2 separate regions of the Mus musculus genome follow, and region 2 is linked to region 1. The links are chromatin loops, found by intact Hi-C in ENCODE. Cell type or tissue: heart. All regions are shown on one strand.

Region 1 (8,000 bases):
AGGGGCAGCTGCACTGTGAGCCAGCTTGTCAGAAAAGAGGAGATAAAGAGATTTAGGGAGTGGCGATTACAGGGCAAGATCCCACCCTGCTTAGTGTTTTTGTTTATGCTTACAAAGGCAAACAGATTACTGAGTTCAAGGTCATCCTGGGATGGAGGGAGTTTAGGTCCAGGCCCAGGCATGGTAGGAATGGTAATTTGGGGGTACAGGGTCCCACCCAGCTATATTATTGTCTGTGCTTGGGCTTGCTGTCTCTTTATTAGAATCAAGGGGCTGGGGTCAGGGTGTGCTGATTCATGAGCTAATCAAAAGGGAACCTGGGGTAATGACTGAATTGATATGCAAATAAAAGACTGGGCTTTGGTCTGCAAGTTATGAGCTACTTCGGAATTACAAAAAAAAAGTTGTTTAGAGCAGAGAGCTGTCTGGAGCTCTCCAGAGAAAGCCAAATATAGAGAGAGCTATCTGGAAAGCTGTCTCAAGGAGAACATAGGCCATCAGCTTGTAACCCACAATTTGACTTTGAGTCATCTGTTTCTCCACTCCCAGACATCCCTTCCTAAGAATGCTGCTCCAAGCCAAGGCTGGCTGGTCCTTGGCAGGCTTCATTCCTCACGCACAGGTGAAAGGATAAATGCGAGTTCTTGGCCAATGACAGCTCACCTTTTCTGTCTTAGGCCGGAGCTTTTGGTTGAGCCGTTTTGAGATGCAGTCTCTGACATAGTCCTTAAACAGTTGTCAGCTCCGCCAACAAAGTCTCCTTTGTGACCTTTATGCTCTTCAGATAACCGAGACTGCACCAACTCACATAATTCCCTTCAGCTAACTGACTGTGATGTTCGTCCTTGACAACATTCACAGAAGGCAGACATTTCTAGTCAGTGGTCCCCTCTGGAGTCTATGATGCCGTGAAGGACCCAGACCTTTCTTTCCTACCACATCTGTGATTACTTTATGAGAGATTACAGACTCAGGCCAAGCAGCTGGCTAGGGATCCAATCCACATCTGAAAACCCAGCTGCAACTGGTCTATTAAGTGGCCAGAAGTGCTCTCTGAGAGATCGAAATACTCACGAGAGCCCCATTCTCAGTACCAAACACTCATTCCTCATGTTTTTTTTTAAATAACAGCCTATCACTTTACAGAAATGTGACGCTCCATCCACTCAGCCTAAAGTTGATGCTTAGTGATTTACAGGATTCTTCTCATCACTTCATGCTGTCCACCATGTCTGTATCCAATGTCATCCCCACTCCATTCTATAGTCTGAATGTTAACGTCTCCTGAAGTCATAGGTAGAAACCAGATTACCAATATGATCAATATGATAGATGGCATTAGGACATGGGAATGTTTGAAAGGGATTGGGTCATAAAGGGAGCCCTTGCAAAGGACATTAGAGCCCTTATACAATAGGTCAGAGCTGCCCTGCCCTTTCTACCACATGAGGATGACATGAGGATTCATCTATGAACCAGACACTGGGCCTTCATCAGACATTGGACATGCTTCTGTCTTGATTGTGAACTTTCAGCATCTATAACTGTAAAAGAAAAAAATCTTTAAAAAATAAACTACCTAGTTTATGATATTTTGTCATGGCAGGCTGCATGGACTCAGAAGTCATCTGATATACACTAGATATACATTCACATCTACTAGATATACACTAGTTATACACTAGATGTACACTCACATCTACTAGATATACACTAGATATACACTCACATCTACTAGAACAAAGACTGGGTGCTTTGTTCAGTCACAGGGGAATAAGAACGGCAGTGAAAGATCAAAAAAGTTCTGCCTCACTGGAGAAGGAAACTGTTTATAGCTTGGATGAGTATTCTCCAAAGACCTATGTGTTAAAGGCCTGTGGTGCTATTGGGAAATGGTGGCACCTTTAAGAGGTGAAGCTACCTGGGTGTTCTACCACGTACCATTGTCAGTGTGCTCTTGGGGGGGGGGGGGGAATAGGTAATGTTATTCCTTCCTCTCTTTGGGTCCCTTGTTGGGGCCAGAACTGTCTTCCTCATGTTCCCTACGTGCTGTGTCAATATAGCTACAAAAGCAAAAGCCAGGCAGAGATTGAAATCTCTGGAAGTGGGAGGCAAAACAAACCTTTGCTCTTTCTAATATGATCACCCTGGATACTTTGTTACAGTAGCTGATAGGGGACCAATACATCAACTAAATACAAAAGTAGATGCCCATAGTTCAATAACTCATGTTAAACACACACACACACACACACACAAAATAACAAAAAATTTCCTAGACTACTTTCTGTGAGCGACATTAGAAACTGGCAGATGTAGGAAGAATGTGGTAAGTAAGATATTATAAGTACACATGGTTGGGTTGGGACAAAGCAGCAGTGTAGCTGTATCTGAGAGGAATATTAAAAGTACGAGGATGCAATTTCAGCATAAGGAATGCTCTAGTTCTTTAATAAATAAAAAATACGAGTCTATCATCAACTAAATACATATTAGTTATATATTTATTAATAAGCCCAGGCTGATATTAAAATAAGTGATTAAATAAGATCCTAAAACAAGTGTGTAAGTAAGTTTGAGAAGACATATTTCCGGTGCATACAAGCCCGAAATAATCTATGAAGAAATTTGACCCTGGAGAAAATGAAATACATTCCTATGTGTGTGTATATGTGCTCTGTGTATGTGCGCAAGCTTATACATGTGTGTTTATGTCATGTAAGTCCTCATTTCTAGCCCTTGCTTCCTACCTCTGAGACTGACTGTCGCCCTCATTCCTTGATAATTTTTGGAGATATTCTCACCATAATCCAGGCTGTCCTTGAATCCTTTGTGGCCTTGAATGGTCTGTCTGCCTCCTGCCCGCCTGCTGAGATTATAGTCATGTATCACCAACCAACCCAGCCTCTGTCCGTTAGTGTGAGCTGAAAATATCGACATTTCTTTAAAACAGTATAGTGTGGAATTGAGGATAGCACAGTAGGGAGCCCTTGCAGCAAGCTGACACACACTGCCTCCACCAGGCCAAGAAGGTTAAAAGCATAGTGACAGGTCATGTCCCCTGGATTAGGAGAGGATGAAAATGTCTTTCCTTTCTCTTCCTTCTTCCTCCAAAAACCCTATGACATCATTTAACCACAAATGAAGCATCTGAGATATACCAGTTGAAGGAAATTTAACAGCGTAATTAACCAGCACCTGTCAAGGTCATAAAAAACAAGGGGTGTCTGAAATACTGCCACAGCCAAGAGGAGCATAAAGGAAGAAGACCGTTAATCCAAATGTGGTATCCCGGGACAGAAAAGGACATTCCATAAGAATGAGGAAGATCTAAGCAGAGTATCCCATGTGACACTATATAATAATAAGACTGTAATGGTGGTAACTGGGTATAGAGTATATGGGAACTATCTATGCTAATGTCCCCTTTCTTTACAGCTGAATTGTTTTTGAAAGTTTTAAATGTGTTAAAAGGGAAGAAAACACGCTTGAAATGCCAGACCTTCTGGCACTGAGGGAACAGTATGAGAAAGGTCCCGTGCTGCTTCCCAACTTCTTCCTTACAGGTATCAGAGTTAGTGGAGCCTGCCGATAACCTAGATATGGAAGAACTCATTCTACACATTCAGTATTAGCCTTCGCTGGCTTCTGGATTGACTACGCTGGAATGACAAACGGCATCTATTGTTTCTATTTTGATGACAGAATGGGAATAACAGAGAAAAACTATTTTATTTTTAAATGACTCCTGTTAAAGTGAGACTTAAAAGCTCAGAGGAACACAGAACTTTTCACCTTAACTTTTTGTTTTTTTAGTTACGCTACCTCCAGATTCCAGCTTCGTCGCTGATTTTCATACTCAGTACATTACCTCTCAAACCCTAAGTGTTCCGTTTGATACCAGCTGATATTTCAGCATGCATAAAGATTTCATTGCGAATGTCAACTTCCTGGCTTGATATATACCTCCCCCTGAGTCAGCAGGCACCCTGTTCGGGTTCTGAGCGGCAAATCGTTTTGTGAGCCCCCATCACTTTGGTCTGAGAAAAAGCCTCAGCGTTAGTGTTAAGACGTTCGTCGGGCAGAATAATTGAACTACTATTAAGTACTGTGACTAGAACTTGAACCTCAACAATAACACATTTACCCCTCCCTAGTGAAGAAACCAACAGAACAAAAGATAACAGGGAGGGGGAGGGTGTTTATCATCATCATCAACAACAACAACAACAACAACAACAAGGACTTCCTCACTTAAAAATAGATAGTAATTTCCTACCTTTTCCTAAAAAGTTAACGCGAAGAAAACAAAAATCAAATTTCAAATCACATTAGGCCAGCACCCGCGCAAATCCTCTTTCAAAGTACCCAGAGAAACTAAACTGGCTTTGGGACGCCTCCGCAGCTATGCCAGCTGCCAGCTCGCTCATTCATCGCCTGCGCCTTTCTAACAATCCTAACAGCCAGTCCCGCTGGCTGGACATCCCCTGAGGACACGGCAGCTGGCTGGAGCGGACAGACTTCTCTAAGCCGGTTTTGCAGGCGTAAAGGCGAAAAGCTACTGGGGCTCAGCTAATTTCACCCCGCTACCGCCTCTAAAGTGCTTTACCCAGCACCTTGCCCGGGGCAGCTGGGACCGTAACCACTGATCCCTCAGCCGCAGCTACTTAAGAGTGGCCTTCGCCAACCCCGGATGCCATCTTTCTTGGGCTCTTCGCATCTTGAATACTTAGAGAGTTTTGCATTCTGATCACGTCCCGGTGTCTTTGAAAACTTCCTCGGACTTTGCAAGGAGATGAGGATCGTCTGTTTTCTTCAATTCTTAACTGCCCAGATCCAACACTATTTACAAGACGCACAGGACTTCAGTCTCCCTGCCCAGAGCCTGCCCTCATCCAGATTACCCTCCGTGCTCCCAGACTGCAAAGCCTGGCGCCCCGAGACAGACCCCCTAGCACTGAGCGCCATGCCTGCAGGCGAGGGTCCCGGAGGCTGGTATAGCCAGACCGGAGGGTGGAAAGGACTGTTACCCCAGAGACTTACAGTCCAGGGCGACGATCAAGTAGTGTAGCAGCAGCAGCATCAGGAGGCCTTGGGGGCTCCTCGCCATCTACGCGGGCGCCAGCTGGCTGCCTAGCTGAGGGTCCCCCTGCAGGAGCGCGACAGGCGGCTGGGTCTCCCAGCACTTCGCCCGGCGGCGGAGCAGAGGAGGTCCCTGAGAGGTGGAAGCAGAGGGGCGGGTCCTGTCCCGATGTCAGTCTCTCCGGTCTGGGGTGTCTCCAGCGACTGTCGTGGGGGCAGGTCTTCTGGCCCTAGGACGTGGTGTCTGGGACAGTCCTTCTTTTGAAGGGTGGAAGAGGGTTGAGGGGAGGGCGTGGACGCGGGACGCGGTGTCCGCAGGGTCCTAAGCGAGTGGCGGCAGAGGACTAGCCTCTTGAGGGAGAACCCTGCAGGTCGGCCCCCCGCCCCCAGACTGATCCGCTTTGTGTCTAGTCCCGCGCTAGGCTGCCAGCTGTCCCCAGGGCGAGGAGCTGGGGGCAGGAGGAGCGCAGCCGGGTGGGATGGGCAGGGTGTGTGTGTGTTGGGAGCGGTAGTGGCTCGGTCTGTCTCGCCATGTCTCTCCTCTTGGCGCAAAAAAACTTCCTTTTCAGTGTTTTGCCTAGCGTGGGAGATATTTTTTGGAAAATTTCTATCTAGCGGACAAAACCGCTGGCGAAGCGCTCTTAAAGTATAGGGGCATGAGCTCAGCCCCTGCCTCTAGAAAGGGGGGGTGGGGAGGGGCGGAGGGGGCGGGGGACAAAGGCATCACTCAAGTTGCAAGTCAGGTCCCAGATTTTATCATCAGGCTTAGCCTCTTCTGGCTTCAAGTCCGTCCTCCCCGTCCCCCCAACCCCTTAGAGAGTTAAGGTGTGTTCTGGGCTCTTGGCTTCTTAGTTGTCATCTGGAAGTTCATCTAACGGTGTGAAATATTTATCTTGTTTCTTCCCCGTTATGTAACTGCCGCCTGTGGAGTTTTCCACATGTTAAAACTCTACAGCTGCCCTTTTGTCAGGTTTATTTTTGGTCTCATGTGCTTTTAAAAGGGAAATCCATTATGAATGCTCCAGTGCGTGCTTTAAAATTGACCCGCACTTCGGAAGCGTGCACTTGCAAAGGCGATTTTCACATTTCCTCTCCAGAACTGATGGCTGGGGCATTCAAGAAAATTGACCCGTCTGTGTAAAGGCCGTTGTCAGGTGAAGACATTTTTTAAAATCGTTTTAAATAAAGCTAAATAATAAATAATTATGTGTAGAGGATGGCTGATTTAGTGGTGGACCACTTACAAAGAATTGAGCCAGCCTTGCGGACAAAGGCTTAAGATATACTTAGATATGCAGAGCTGTGAGGAATGAGGCATCCCCACTGTTGCCTGGGCAACAGTGATGAAAGCTTTGGCCCTCATGGGGAAGGGGAGGGGACAGAAGACCCCTGAGGGCAAGAAAAGCAAAGTTAAAAAAAAAAAAAAAAAAAAAGGCAAAAATGGAGCTGGTAGCCCAAACTCACAAACAGTAAGGGAGTAAGGGTGTCATCTAACTTAAGACTTAAGGCAAAAAAAAAAAAAAAAAAAAAAAAAGACTTAAGGCCTGTGCTCAGAGACAGGTTAAGTCAATTGTCCTTGACAATCCAATTAAAAGAGTCAAATTAGTCGTGAAAACTGAGAAGAGAAAGGGAGAGATATTGATTGATTGATTGATTGATTCGATATAGCCACATTGTAGAGTTCCAGTGAACCCCAAGTCTGTCTTTGGGGCCCTGAAGTGAGATAAAATACAGAGCCAAGGATCCACACATCCATGCAGCCCACATCTAAGCCATTGTCTGGTCTTCAGTCTCGTCCTATAGGGTGGTAAGACAGGTTCTTAGAACCACGGGAATTGTGAGTGGCCCCTCTAGATGGCGCCTCCCCCTTCTCTCGGATGAGATGCCTTGGGGAAATATCCATTGCCTTGGCATTGTTTGCTTCAGTGGTTCTGATGTTGAGAGTGAGAGACGCATGTGCCTCTTTAGAGACTGTTTAATCTGTTTTCTTAGATTAATCTGTCATTTTGTTGTTGGTGTTTTATGGGTCTGGGGTCACTCAGAGATTCACCATGACCATAAATAAATTTTAATAGAAAGAGGGTGTTTTTTGTTTTTGTTTATTTGTTTGCCAAAACAGCATCTGAGAGTGATCCCAAGACACAGCCTCTAGACAAAGCAGCCTAAGGCATACAAAGGCAAACCCCACACGATTATACCTATAGGCAGCGTCTAATTTAACATATATGTTTTGTATTGGTCCTAGTCATATTTTTTGAGCAGAGTAATCAAGTTTGATTACGAAGGCAGAAATTGAAGTTGACCTACTACTTGCTAGAACAGCAAATTTTATACGACCAGTCTCTTTAAGATTAATCTTTAATGTCTGGGAGAAGTGGGCTTGTAGGGTAGAGCCTGTACAAGCTAAGGCCTTGCATGTTAGAGGCATTTTTTTTCTTTTTTTGGTCTCTCAAGCATAGTAAATATAAACTTTAAATGTAATGTCAACCATCATAGTTGCTGTTGGTTATTTGAGACAAGCTCTCTCTATATATAGCTCTGGCTGTCCTGGAACTCACTCTGTAGACCAGGCTGACCTCGAACTCATAGAGATCTGCTTCCCTCTGTTTCCTTGTACCACCACAGCGGACCCAAAATTTTAATACATTTTTACAAGACGAAGTTGTTATAGTCCTTCTCCCTCATCTTTGCTATAACTCTGTCTTTTTTGCTCTTCCTTAAAAAAAAAATCATGAAAAAAAAAAAGACAGAGAGCTTATTCTGTGACATTCTATTTAGTCATTGACTCATTCATTAACAAGCTGGCCAAGGCATCTGTCCAATGGCTACAGTGTATCTCCAGGGAGAGCACTGAGTAAGACCAAGCTTTGCTCTTAATAAACTCACAGTCTCCAGGAGTGAGACAGTTCCATTTGTAA
Region 2 (8,000 bases), 100 kb before region 1:
CATCCCCAGAACAAGTTTTTTTGTTATTGTTGTATTTTTTAACTGCTGTGTCTTTGTGTATCATACTGACTTTACTGCGCCCAATCAATACCACACAGGAGTCCCAGCTTTCCTCCATCCCTCCTGGAATGGGTGTCATCCGTCTTGAGTCTCAGCCGTTAGTGTTGTGCAGTGGGATGGGGCTTGTGCTCTAGTTCATGTCTCTGATGAAGAATAAAGATAAACATCTTCCTGGGTAGATATTAGGATAGATGTTTCTTATATCTTTCTGGTTGGAATGTTTGCTTAGATCTGCTTATTTTAAATTGAATTTATGTGTTCTTTGTCTACTCTAGAAACATTTTTTTTTTGCCATAAAAGCACGCTATAGGACATTCTTCAAACTGTTCCTAACCTTTTCATGGCATGTGTTATACATTTTGATAAAATCCAATTTATGTCGTCTTGATTTGCTTCAGTTGACTTGTAGTCTAGGAAGTGTTTACCTCCACTTCAAAGTCATTTTAGAAGTTTTAGTTTGCAGAGATTTAGATGTTTAAATTTTGTATTTCTATGGGTGATTCTGGGTTACTTTTCATAGATGCTGGAACTAGGGTCATCTCAACGTTCTAGAACCACATTTTAAAAAAATTAAGGGGATTTCTTTATTTGTATCCTTTCCATTTCCAACTCCTTCCAGGTCCCCCGCAACCATCCCTCTCTAATTAATGAACTTCTCTATGCTTCACACACACCGTCAAGCACACGCACACGTACATGCACATGCACACACTCAAAACAGTGTGCACACAAGGTGCACACACACACAGCTGAGTCCAGTTAGTGTTGCTTTTATTTGCACATTTTTAGGACTGACCACTTAAGATTGGGTTCTCATCCCTGTAAAAAAGAGCTGGTCTAGAGCCACTATTTAAAAGTAACTGGCCAGAGCAGATACGAGGAAAGGACAATGAAGCGCATGTATGAAAATGCCATAATGAAAATAAATTAATGAAAACCAATTATTTTGAATCTAAACAAATTACTCACATAGACAAAGGATCCACTTTTGGTTTCTTCATGTTATTCCACTGATTGTTCCTTTAGGGCCACACTATCTTAATAAGAGTAGATTATAAGTCAGAAAATCAATTTGTGTTTTTTTTCTTTTTCCAAACAATCCTGATTTTTCTGGGTTTGTTGCTTTTGTTGTCTGTTTTTTACATAAAAATCATTTTTTTTCAACAATAAGCCCAGGAGATTTTGACTAGGAATGCATTATGCTTGAATCTGACCCAAAGGCTCCTGTGTTAAAAAAAAAATCAAACAGCAGTTATTTGGAAATAACTGGCTCCTGAGGGTTCTGACTCCATCAACGGATCAATTTACTGATGGAGTCACAACCTGATGACATTATTGGGAAGTGGTGGGGACTTAGGAAGCAGGCCTGACTGGAGACAGCAAGTCACAAGGACATGCCTGTGCAAAGCGACTTGTCTGTCTCTGCTTCCTGGATGTTAGGAGCAGAACACTTGGCTCAGGTACACTCTTGCTGCCATGATGTTCTGCCTCACAGCAAGCCCACAGTCACAGGGCACTCTCACTGTGAACTGAACCCTCTGGGATTGTGACCACCACCACCACCACCACCACCACCACCACCACCTCCACCAGCAGCAGTAGCAGCAGCAGCAGCAGCAGCAGCAGCAGCAACAGCAATAGCAACAACAACAACATCACCACCAACAAAAAAAACCTACTTCTCAGGCTGGTGAGATGGCTCAGTGGGTAAGAGCACCCGACTGCTCTTCCAAAGGTCCAGAGTTCAAATCCCAGCAACCACATGGTGGCTCACAACCATCTGTAACAAGATCTGGCGCCCTCTTCTGGAGTGTCTGAAGACAGCTACAGTATACTTACATATAATAATAAATAAATAAATCTAAAAAAAAAAAAAAAAAAAAAAAAAAAAAAAAAAAAACCTACTTCTCTCATTTCAAGACGTACTCTCGGGTGTTTGTCACTGACCCAACAGAACAAACTACCTTGAAAAGACTGTGATACGAACAGGAGCGAATCTTTCAACACAGGGACGTGGCATCTTATTTTTGGAGTCTGTCATGTGTTGTAGTAGGACTTTGTGGTTTTCAATACACAGAGAGACTGCACACATTTTAGTCAGTTTACCTCATGCAATTCATATGTTGGCCGCTATCTTCATTTCATTTCCTCATTTTTGGTAACTAACGTATGAAATAGAGTTAGCTTCTGTTACTGACTTTTTCCTATCCTCTGCAGAATTTATGTCATTACTATTAGCCAGATACAATATATAAACAAGAAAAAGAAAATTATGCAAAGAATTAGAAAGGTCTTTAGCTCATTAATTTTAAAGTTGATCTTTTGGTGGGGGATGGAATAGTCTATAAATATTAATGTGAAATAAATTGAGGTTATTTGAATTTTTCAACGGATGACACAAGGGATAATGGTTCATGACATCTCAAATTCTCTGGTCCTACTGCTCTCCACATCTTCTCTGTTAAATATCCCAGCTGCCCAGGATTGAACTCCTAAAAATGTAAAAGACTTCATCTCACCCAACGATGCTCATTTTTGGTCGAGTATTAAGGGTCTCCTCCTGGAGTGAGCTCTGTACTTTGCCTCAGCAATACAGTGGCAAAAAGGCGCAGGTGAGCCAGCCGAGGGCATGAAAGACGGAGAGCTGGCCCTGCCCACTGCTGACTGCAGTATTGGGCGAGCTAGCCGGGACAATGCTAGAGAGCTTAATCTGGTGGTAGTAGAGCTGCCAGGTTAACGGTTAACTCAGCTACCACTCAGGTCCAGATCCAGGGCTTTGAGTTGGCCCACCTCAACATCTACCTCATTATGAACTGCTGGAGCGTATGAAAGGACCAGTCCTGAAGATTCAAAGCTTCAAGATCTCCATGGCACAGGGCAACAAAAGGATAACAGAGAGGAGATCCAGTATTGATGGCCAGATGCCGCATGGCAACGGACATTCCCAAGTGAAGATGTGCGGAAAAGAGGTGGTGTTCTGAGGAATGCACTGTGACAAACTACAGTCACTGTGCAGAGTTTTGGGTTTCTCCAGGCAAATCTCGACTCTCTTAGGAGTTTTGCTATAGTTTATTGTTTAGATTTGTTCTCAGTTGACATCTGTTGTTGGCACGTGGATTGCTCTTCATGTAGAAACTTTTTTTCTTTTTTTTAATTTTTATTTTTATTTTGTGTGTCTTGGTGTTTTGCCTGCATGTATGTCTGTGTGAGGACGTCAGAGCACCTGGAACAGGAGCTACACACATTTGTGAACTTCTGTGTGGATGCTAGGAATTGAGCCCAGGTCCTATGGAAGAGCAGCCAGCCAGTGCTCTTAGCCACTGAGCCATCTCTCCAGCCCTCTTTGTTGTTGTTGTTGCTGTTGTTTTGTCTTTTTAATTCAGTGTTTGGGTAACTTTATTTAAGGCCATTTCTCAACTCATTTTTTTCCGGATCTTCTGGAGATACAGGATTTCATCACCCTCTTGGTTCCTTGTCTTCGTGGAACAGGTCTCTGGTCACAGGTGGGCAAGGAGTTGGTGGGAATTGACAGACAGACTCGACACAAGGGAGTGTGGATCTGAATGTAATTTGTCAAATTTAGCAACAAACTTTATATACAGAAGAAAATAGGGAAGTTGGGTGACACACTGGCAAGGTACAAAGAGGTTACTGGATTCTTACACAAAACAGAGGAATGTAAACATGGAAGAACTGGCAGGAACCAACTGGGGTAAAATTCAATGTTAACAACTGGGATCAAAAACAGCCCCACCTAAGGCCCACTTAATCTTAGAAGTCAGGGGCAAGGACTTCGTGCCCTTGCCATAGTTCCTACTCTAGTGTATTGTATAGTCCACCTTCCCCCTAGGCCATTGTAAATACTTGTGTATGGGTGTAGCTCAGCTATCTATGGTTCTAAGTATCTACTCTGGTTCCTCTTTAGATCACAAACTTCCTTCTTCCTAGATAATGGTAAATTTCTGTGTAGGGCAGTGACTTAGCTATCCATGCCCAAGGTCAGATCAAGGACTACCTAGAATCTAACTTAGCTATATGTCAAAATATCAATCCTTAGGAGCACTTATAATAAAGCAATATTAAGGGAAAGCACACAGATCCGTTTACCAACTAAAGCAAGGACATTGGAGCATTCTTTATACAGGATGCCACGATTCCAGGAGACTAAGTTTCCATGAACTTTTCGCCTCGGGACAGCGCCCAGGTTTTCGGGGCCTGTCACGCTTGTCACTACTGGAGTGGATGTAGCATTTCATCCTAACGACTGTCTGTGAATGAATACTGGCATATACTGTTTTCCCCTCCTCTTGTGCACAGTGATGTTTACTCCATGTCTTAGGGAATTTATTCATATAATTTATCAGCTCTCCTCCTCCCCTCCCTCCCTCCTTCCCTTCCTCTCCCTTTGAGAAGGATATTCCCTTCAATTTTCTCTTCATCCAGGCTGATCTACTACTCACTATATAGTTATGCTGAAAATGTTTCGTTTTCTTTGAGACCGCTCTCCTGTTTTTGAGTTACTTGATGAACATTTTGCCACTTTCCTTTCTTTGCATAACACATCTTCAAACATTCCAGACATTGGCTGGCAAGCTCTCTAAGGCTGTGTTGGCTTTTGCCCACCTATCCAGAGGGTCTGACTTGTTTCAAACGGCACCCTGCCGACCTCACAGGAGGTACTGCAATTCAGCATTCAGACACTAGGGGTCGTATGGCCACAGGCTCTTGCTGAAGCATCTCTTTGCCCTTAGATCTGCTGTGTGAGAAACTTGTGTCAAACAGGAGCCCCAAGCAGAAATCCTGAATGACATATGCAGGCTAGAGGAGCCACACCAGGCTTTCCTTCTACGGTGAATTAACACTGGCCATTGGCTTTTCTGGATCGGTTTATGCCAGGATTGGCAAATTCCTATCTTCCTCAGCCTAGCTCGAGACACGCCAGGGTTCAAATCTACTTGTTGTATTTTTGTCTTGGAATGTCCCTATACCTTTCCTTTTTTTTTTTTTTTTTTTTTTTTTTTTGCATCTTTAGTCAGTCATTGACACATTTTCAGAAGAAAGAGTATCCCCTAAAGTGATGTTAGTGTCCATATGAGGGAGGGTCTGTGAATTCCGGATCAAAGGCCCTAAGGGTCTTAAAACTTGGTTTTAATGATGAGAATATTTTATGGTGTTTAGAATGTTTCAAGCGACATTGATATGTATCAGAAAACCTAGCTATGTTCTCTGGTGAATAAATGATGCGTTACAACCCCATGTCCAGTGGGACAATGACATAGAAAATGCACATAAACAAACTACTAGGTACTGTAGTAAGTGTGTTATGGTGGTTTTAAAAATGTGTGTGTGTGTGTGTGTGTGTGTGTGTGTGTGTATGTAGGCATACAATTGTCACATGACCCACATATGGAAGTCAGAGAACAACTGGCAGGAATCAGTTCTCGCCTTCCAACAAGTTGGTCCTGTGAATCTCACACAGCCTTGGTGGTAATTACCTTACACACTGAACCATCTCACCTGTTCTTTTCTCTTTTTTCTTTCTTTTCTTTTCTTTCATGTTGAAAACTGGGACACTTATCCACAAATCCAGTCTTCTCGCCTTTCCAAGAGCAAACGGTTTTGTTAAACCTCTTAAAGGCAGGTACAGAAATCCAGTCATGAGAACTCTCTGGTGGTGTGTTTTCCAGTCCTACTAGATGGAGTTCTCACTGGTGGGCCTTGGTGATAAAACCAGACAGGAATCTTAATTCTATATAGCAATTGCTTATGAGGGGAAATGAATCTCTCCCCTAGGAAGAAATTCTTTTTCTTAAAACCTTCCTGATTTTAGATTACTGGTGTCTCAACTCAGATACAGTACCTCTGACCTTCCCTTTAAACCACACCCTGCGAGAGCTCATGGAGGCAGTAGTCATGTCCTATCCAGAACACGGGATTGACAAAGGGCATGGCAGTGCATGCCTTCAGCCATGGCACTGGGGAGATGGAGGCTGGAGGATCTCTGTACCTTGGAGTCCAGCCTTGTCTGCATAATGTGATCTAGGATGTCCACGGGTGCTCAGTGACACTATGCCTCAAGAGTCAAACAGAGCCGGGCAGTGGTAGCGCACGCCTTTAATCCCAGCACTCGGGAGGCAGAGGCAGGCGGATTTCTGAGTTCGAGGCCAGCCTGGTCTACAAAGTGAGATCCAGGACAGCCAGAGCTATACTGAGAAACCCTGTCTCGAAAAACCAAAAAAAAAAAAAAAAAAAGAGTCAAACAGGATGAAGTACTCTTCCCCCCTGTTCCTGCTTTTATGGTTTTTATCTGCATCCTCTTATATGATATTCTCTGAGCATTGGTGGGGGTGAGGGGCTGATTAAAGGGTCCTATTTAGGGTACAGCTTGCTACAATACTGATCTGCCTGGCAAGATGTGATAACTGGTATAGTGCTAGTATCAAAAATAGGGTAACTCTATTTTTGCTGGATTTGATATTTGTTCCACAGGAAAGAATTTCAGATCTGGAACTAAAACACTCATCACGAATCCATGGCTTGGGAAACCCTGGGTCTTAGGTTGGAACCTATTGTTATTTTGCTAAGTGGTCACATTCCCTTGAGCCTTTACAGCTCATTTCAATATTTCAGCGACTGATCAGAAATACGGTCAGCCTTCCATCTCTACAAGGTCCAGACCAGCAGCTTCAACCAACTGTGTATAAAAATTGTTTGAAAAATTACATCTGGCCAATCATGACATACCAATCATGACATAAACGCCGATAATATCAGTACTTGGGAGGTGGGGGCCCAAGGGTCGGGAGTTCAAGGCCACCTGCAGCTATGCAATGACTATAAAACCAATCCTGGGCTACAGAGAATGTTCAAAACAACAACAAAAAATGTTTTATCTGATAGTTGTTGTGGATTTCGTCTAATGCTTATATTATGTTAATTGGGTTCCCAAAATTGCACAAGATGATGAGGGTCCCTGCCCCCAGTTGGTTCTGATTGGTGAATAAAGTGGCCGGCAGCCAATGGCTGAGCGGTGAGACAGAGGCAGGACTTTAGGATTCGTGGGCAAGGGGACCTACAGAAGGATTGAGAACTGCCACGACAGGAAAGAAGAAGGACGAGGCCTAAGAAGTGCAGAAGAGAGAGCAGGGAAAAAAAGCCCCAGTCCCTACCCCCACCCATTGGGTCTAGGACAGTAAGTGTAACTCAGGGATATTGGGAAGTGTAGCCATGTGGAGTTCTGGGAGTGACCCAGCCATTGAGCTGTTAAGGCACATTAAACAGTGTGTGTGTGTGTGTGTGTGTGTGTGTGTGTGTGTGTTTGTGTCTGTGTGTCTGTGTGTGTGTCTGTGTGTGTCTTTCATTCAGGAACCCAAAACATTGGGGCGAGTATCGAGAAACACGCCCCTGCCTAGTCGATTTGAGAGGTTAATTGACAACTGCTAACAGTTAGTGACCAAAAACAAACCATTTTCCTGTCACTACCCCTAAATGGCACCGTTAAACAATCATTTACAGAGTGCTCACAACGTTCTATGTATTAGTCTAGAGGCGACCTAGGGAGTTTGTGCTTGTGTTATATGCAAATTCTTGCCCTATGAGTGTTGCGCACCCTCAAAGTCCGGTGCCTGTGTCTGGAGTCATTCCCCATGGACAGCAGAGGACAGTCGTCTGGAGGGTTGCTACAAGACTATCCAAGATGCAGGTGTCTTTGGCACAAACCCCTCCTCAGGCTTCTCTCTTGGGCCACTGAGCCTCATCAGCAGGGTCCTCCAGCCTCTTGACAGGGACGTACATGCTGAACACAGTGCTCATGCTCTGGCAGAATTCCAAATGAATGCTGTTTCCATGGGGAGCACCGTCGTCAACTCTCGGATTCCAAGGCTGTGTTGTGTGTTGCCTCCATGCCTAGAATTCCCTTCAACTTCACCCAGACCCTTCTT

The links. Hi-C counts contacts between places; a loop is a spot of excess contacts. Peaks named below come from ENCODE experiments on the same cell type or tissue, not always from the same donor. Only the 100,000 strongest peaks of a DNase experiment are listed, where the experiment ranks them.
Region 2: it touches region 1 in a loop (5-fold over the local background); 2 of 42 quality-filtered maps call a loop at or near these places.

Annotation. Positions count from the first base shown.
Region 1 is chr16:84,771,597-84,779,596 of GRCm38, reverse strand. It overlaps Jam2 (junction adhesion molecule 2), which reads right to left and starts at 5,474. Exons shown (of 10, transcript NM_023844.5): 1 at 5,044-5,474. The coding sequence starts at 5,110. In heart, CTCF peaks have their summits at 3,023, 5,168 and 6,942; DNase peaks (open chromatin) are centred at 4,566, 5,306, 5,966, 7,926 and 1 weaker place; H3K4me3 peaks cover 2,466 bases; H3K27ac peaks cover 830 bases.
Region 2 is chr16:84,876,132-84,884,131 of GRCm38, reverse strand. No RefSeq gene overlaps it. Among named protein-coding and RNA genes, the nearest start is that of Gabpa, 45 kb to the right of the region's middle. In heart, a CTCF peak has its summit at 4,747; a DNase peak (open chromatin) is centred at 4,721.